Linked DNA regions of Homo sapiens: region 1 is linked to region 2. The links are chromatin loops, found by intact Hi-C in ENCODE. Cell type or tissue: heart left ventricle. All regions are shown on one strand. Each heading gives the region's core, and the rest is flanking DNA. Links, peaks and the distances in the headings are about the cores only.

The links. Peaks named below come from ENCODE experiments on the same cell type or tissue, not always from the same donor. Only the 100,000 strongest peaks of a DNase experiment are listed, where the experiment ranks them.
Region 1: it touches region 2 in a loop (2.3-fold over the local background); 4 of 110 quality-filtered maps call a loop at or near these places.

Annotation. Positions count from the first base shown.
Region 1 is chr1:147,770,506-147,773,418 of GRCh38, forward strand. All of the region lies in intron 1 of LOC102723321 (a long non-coding RNA gene), which reads left to right. It also overlaps a transcript of GJA5 not described here. Among named protein-coding and RNA genes, the nearest start is that of GJA5, 11 kb to the left of the region's middle. In heart left ventricle, for the core only: no CTCF peak of the experiment used is centred there; a DNase peak (open chromatin) is centred at 1,406; H3K4me3 peaks cover 2,414 bases; H3K27ac peaks cover 2,365 bases.
Region 2 is chr1:147,722,630-147,725,542 of GRCh38, forward strand. The region is part of intron 2 of LOC105371230 (a long non-coding RNA gene); the gene reads right to left. The region is part of intron 1 of LOC102723321 (a long non-coding RNA gene); the gene reads left to right. Among named protein-coding and RNA genes, the nearest start is that of GJA5, 37 kb to the right of the region's middle. In heart left ventricle, for the core only: a CTCF peak has its summit at 1,459; a DNase peak (open chromatin) is centred at 1,462.

The sequences.
Region 1 (2,913 bases), core at 201-2,700, 48 kb after region 2:
TATTTGATAGCCATTTAAAATATTTAATCCTCATAAAACCTTATGAGGAAGATATTTATTAGCATCTTTGGCAGATGAAGAAACTGAGTGTAAGAGACATTAAATAATTTCCCCAAGATCACACAGCTAAAATCCTAGCCAAATGTGACTCCAAATGCCCAGGTTCTTCCTTCGGCCCTACCCCTCAATTAGATAAACTCTAAGGTCCCTCTGTGATTTTTTCAATACCTCTCATTCTGCGACCTCCTGACTCTCAGTGGACTGTTGAATACTAAATTTTACTTGCCCATTATTTACTAATATATCAGAAACAATTTATTCTCAAAGTGCATCAAGCTGGCATCACCAGGAGCCAGCAGCTTCCAACAATAGTAAGGAAGTCAGCTTCCTTTCCAGGAACCCTGAAGCTTTCCAGGAAAATGGTCATCTCTCCCCTTTGTCCAGCTCAACCCTTGAGCCCAGGTTGGTGCTTATGGGAGTTCATTCACACAGAGAGCTACTGGAATCCCCAGTAAGTGAGTCCTTCCCTAGGACGGGGGCAGAGCTTTGGCCTTGGGTCTCCCTGTCCCTGAAAACGGCAGGTCATCCAGTTCCTGTCCTGATTGATCCACATAGACAGGTCCCCTGTCCTAAGAGGTGGGGTCAGCCAGTACCTGAGAGACCAGGCGGCACTGTGGCAGTGCCCTCCACTGCCTGTGCCCCACGAACAGCCAGTGTAGACGATGAAGAGCAGGTGGGCAGGTGGGAGTCAATACCAAAAAATGGAATTGTAGAGACACTCAAGTGGAAGAATCAGGGAGACTCAGGGAGAGATGGAGGCTAGGAAAATCCAGCCGGGGGATGGACATTAGAAGAGCCCTCGGTATGAGTGAGCAGGGCAGGGTGCTCTCCCAACTCAATCAGCCCTGACTCACTGTGTCGTCTCCTACGAGTCATGCCCTTCTCTAGTCCTTGTTCTCCTTATTTGCCAAAGAAGGAGGCTGGTAATGGAAGAGACCTCTTTCAGTTCTAATGTTCTCAGACCTTAGGCAGTACTAGGAGAGGGGACAGGAGTGAGGCAGTTAAGATGTAAGAACAGTGACCAGCTTCAGGAGCCCAGCAAGCACACCTCTGGGGTTCCAAGGCAGAGACAAAGCAGGGCAGCCTGATTCTGTGACTGCTGTGGCTCTGTGAACGTCACATGTGTGGGTGAAGGATGCTCAGAGAGTGTTGGGTTGGAAGCCACAGAATCCCCTCCTGGTACTCTCTGCTCTGCAGACTGTGGTCATTGGGACTCCTCACTGGCAGGTGCTGAGTGAGGAAAAGGCTTGGAGGGACAGCCAGGGGAGCAGGCTCCAAACAGCTCTGCCGCCGGGCAACTTGGCAGGAAGGTGGAAAGTTCAGAGCTGTCCCTAGAGAGCAGTGAATCAAGGACTGGGCTGGGCTTGGCTGTGACTCTGGGGACAGTGGGTGGAGGGGATGGAGGCTGCTTGGCCTGCTGATGTAAAAGTCAGGTTAGAAGGCCTCTAAATACCAGCTGGTGTCCCCAGCCATGAGCCACAGCACCAGGCAGTCAGAGGCGCTGCACCTCCACACGCTCCCCTTGGTCTCTTCTCTCCTTCAGTTTTGCTGGTTCCAGGTCTTCTGACTCCCTGTTCGGTGCTCTTTGCACTGCCCTGCCTCCCCACGCAGCCAGCTGGACCTCTTTGCACCAGAGCCTTTTTCCAGAAACAGCAGCCCCAGTGATTTGCTGGGGAGTGAGAACAAGGAATCCCTCTATTATAATGGAATACTGCGAGGGAGAATAAGGAAAAAACTGAGCAACAGAGCAGGATGAGAAATTCTTGTGTTGCGCCTCCCTTTTTCAGTGGTTCTGAGTTGCCTTTGAGCCTATGGAATCACAGCCTTACACACCGTTACTGCTGAATGGAACCAGAGGGAACCTTCTACTTCAAATTCCCCATTTTATAGATGAGGAAACCGAGGCCCAGCATGGGGATGTGTCTGCTACAAGGCCTCCCAGCCCCTGAGTTTGGGCTCTTTCACTGCATGCTCAGAAGAAAGGTCCAGGAAGAAACTAACAGAATCTTTCTACCCCATGGCCTCCTACTTCACACCACAAGTGGAAAGGAGACCTTCAGTGGGTGCTTTCCTGGCCTTCCTCGCTGGTTTCACATGCCTCTTTCCTCCGGCTGCAAGTGGCAGCCTGGATCTCTCACATGTGGCCACTGCACAGCGGGGACATGATACTCTGCAGGAAACTAAGCAGGGAATATTTTTAAACCATCCAACATGCCTTAGGGAGAAAAAAAAAAAAAAAAGCAAAACACTCCCCTAGATGCTGCTAAAGGCATTTTGAAAAAGATTCCATGCCTAGCAGAAGCATCGTAAAACAGTGTTGGTTTTATTTTTAAAGGGCCAATTCCCTCTAAGAAAAGTTCTTGGGAATGGACTGGTGACCCACTTCTAAGATGCCCCCAGAGGACTGAACTCCACAAAAGTAGGCTGGAACCCCAAGGGCCCTCCACTCGCAATTCTTCATCTCCCTCTAAATCAAGGAAGTAATTTATCTGCTGCTTCGCTAAACCTTCCTTTTTAATATATCCATACCTCACTATCACAGGAAATAGCGGGAGGGGTAAGGAATAAACTCACAGGTAGAAAGAAAGAGCTTTGTTTTTATCCAGCCTAGAATCCAAGCTCCCTTCCTCTGGCTACTTCATATCCACTTGTAGCTTTAGCTGTTCAAATTCAAGTCTACTCTTACCTGCTTCTTTTCCTCCTCCCTGGACTTTCCTTCCGTGGGCTTCTTCACACTCTGGCTGCTTCTTCTCCAACTGCCCACGCTTTTTGCTCTTGAGCCTGTCAGTTGTTCCTCTTCCACCCTCTTTTTAATCGTATCTGTCGCCTTCCCTCCTCCCACTTCTTCCTACT
Region 2 (2,913 bases), core at 227-2,726:
GAAGGCCGCGTAGGATTTGGAGAGGGGAGAAAGGGAAAAGAGAAAAAATACTCTGAGTAGGGGACCCTGCTAATGAGAGAGCAAGCCTGTTGGGTGGTAAGGATTGAAGTGGGGATGATGGGATGAAATCTATGAGGGTTCAGGGGGCTCCTAGAATCCTAGGAATATGGAGGATCTGAGGGGAAAGAGAATACATTGGTTGAGAACATACCATGTGCCAGGTACTCAGCTAAGCAGAGTAGATACAATGAGTAAATCTAAGTTTCTGACCTTTCAGAATCCACAGTCTGAGACTGAGGGGAAAAAGGTACATTTCAGTAGAAGGTGTGAACCACTATGGTGGTTACAAGCATGGCACTGAACCAGCCTGCTTGGATCTGAATCCCAGTTCTGCCACTTATTAGTTGTATGGCTTTGGGCGAGAGTCTTAACCTCTCTGTTTCCATTTCTCCATCTATAAAATAGGGATAATAGTAGTAGCTACTCATAGGGTTGTTGTGAGGAAAGAATGAGTTAATACACATACAAAGTGCCTCAACCAGTACCTGGAATAAAATAAACACTATTGTAGGGTCCTCCAACTTCCCCCACTTTTTCTCTGGTCCTGCCGGGAAACGTAGAACACTTGCACCACTCTCCCAGCCAGATATATGTTTTCTCCTGCAGGCTTGAACCCAAGTGGGGCCCTTGAACATTTCCAGGCACCGATAAAGGTGTTTGCATTTTTGCCCAAAACCCTGAAAGAGACTAGCCCCAGCCCCGAGTCAAACTCCTTAAACCCTCTTATAAGCTCCATACCCTGACTTTCTCATTGCAGACATACCTAGGTAGGACATCCCTTGTCTCATTGTCCTTCGGGAGGATGCTCTCCAGCCCCCCTCTGTAATACAGTTCACCTGATACAGTAAATGCTTTTAACTAATCACCTTGACATTTTAGTACTTCTTTCTTTGGAATCCCAACTGGCCCCATCCTGGAATCATTTGGGGCAGTCCCTTGCAGGAACTCCTCTGCCCCTGCTTTTGGGTGACTCCAGCTGTGGGTTCAGCCACAGAGGCTGACATCAGGTTTTGTCACAGAGGCAGGCATCAGGTACTATGGGAGAGGTGACCAGAGAAATCTCAAGAGGCAAGTTTGTCCCCTACACAACCGGGAATTTTTCTGTGCCTTTGCCTTTGTTTCCCTTTTTCTTTCCTAGGTCTCTACCGAATCACTTGCTTCCTCACCCCGCCCTGCAGGGCCAGTGATGTGCCATCACAAGCCAGTGCAGTAAGTGCCTGACACTCCCAATGCCCCTTTGATAAGGAAGGCTCTGCCTCCAGGAAACAGAAGCTGTCTTTATCTTTTATTCCTGTCCAGTGTGCTTTCCTTCAGCCATCTCCTTTAATCATCCACATTGTCCACCTGAGCCCCAGTTCTGAGGTCCTTTCCCTGGGACCCTTGAGGTTCTCACACAGTCTGGGCAGTGGGTGTCGCTGGTCTCCAGCTTTTCCTGCTCTTAGCGATCTGCAGTAGTCTCTTTCCTCCTAGGTGCAGTGTGCTCTGGTTCCCTGAGCCATCCAGGGATGTTAGGAAGATCAGGAACCAAAGACAAGTTCAGGGAAGGAAACAGAATGTCTTAGGGCTCTTCAGAAGCCCTAAGAGCACGAGCCTAGAGATATGGATATGGCTCACCCTGACTGCCTCTAGCTCGTCAGGTGACCCAGCACCTCACTCCACCTCAGTTTCCTTTCCTAGATGTAAAGTGAGAGGGTTGGATGAGGTCAGTAGTTTGCAAACTTTTCTCTACCATGGAACTCTTTTACTATTTCTCTTTGCATGGACTTTATGTTTGAAAAGATTTGATCAGCTCAAAACACCCTGCCATTTAATAAATTATTTTTCCATTTTTTAAAATTTATTTTTATTGTATATATTTAAGGTAAACAACATGATGTTTTGATGTACATATACATAGTAAAATAATTATTACAGTCAAACAAATTAATACATCCACCACTCTCCATAGTTACCCCCATCCTTTTTTTGTGGTAAGAGCCCCTAAAATCTACTCTCTCAGTGAATTTTCAGTACACAGTACAATAATGCATTATTACTATAGTCCTCATGCTGTACATTAGGTCTCTTAGTCATTCTACCTAACTGCAAATTCCTACCCTTTGACCTGCTTATCCCCATTTCCTCCCTCCCCACTCCTGGTAACCACTCATCTACTGTTTCTATTTTTTTAACTTAACATATTTTTTAGGTTCTGTATATAAGTAAGGTTATACAGTATTTTTCTATGTCTGTCCTATTTCACTTAGCATAATGCCCTCCGCATTTATCCGTATTGTCACAAATGGCAATACCTTCTTTTTAAAGACAGAATAATACTCCATTGTGCATGTGTGTGTGTGTGTGTCTGTGCATATATATATCCATATACATATATATATATCCATATACATATATACATATATATCCATATACATATATACATATATATCCATTTTAAAAATCCATTCATCCATCAATGAGCACTTAAGTTGTTTCCATATCTTGGCTCTTGTGAATTAATATGGGAGTGCAGCTATCCCTATGAGGTGCTGATTGCCTTTCCCTTGTATAGATACTCAACAGATAGATCATTTTCCATCCTTTATTACTCAAAGACTTAAATCAGCAAGAGAAAGGAATTTTGTAACACAGAATTGACAAAACCTTAACTAAAGCAAACGTGAATAAGCCTGCCTTTTCAAAAGCTTTTGTATAATTGCTAGTAAACGCACGATTTCCACTAGACTTTTTTGAAATATTGAAAATAGCACTGGCTCTGCCATTGGCCCTTTAGTGTAAACCTGAGCATCTAAGGTCTCTGGGCTGGAAGAATTTCACTAGATGATTTCTCAAGTCCCTTCCACTGCAAAAATG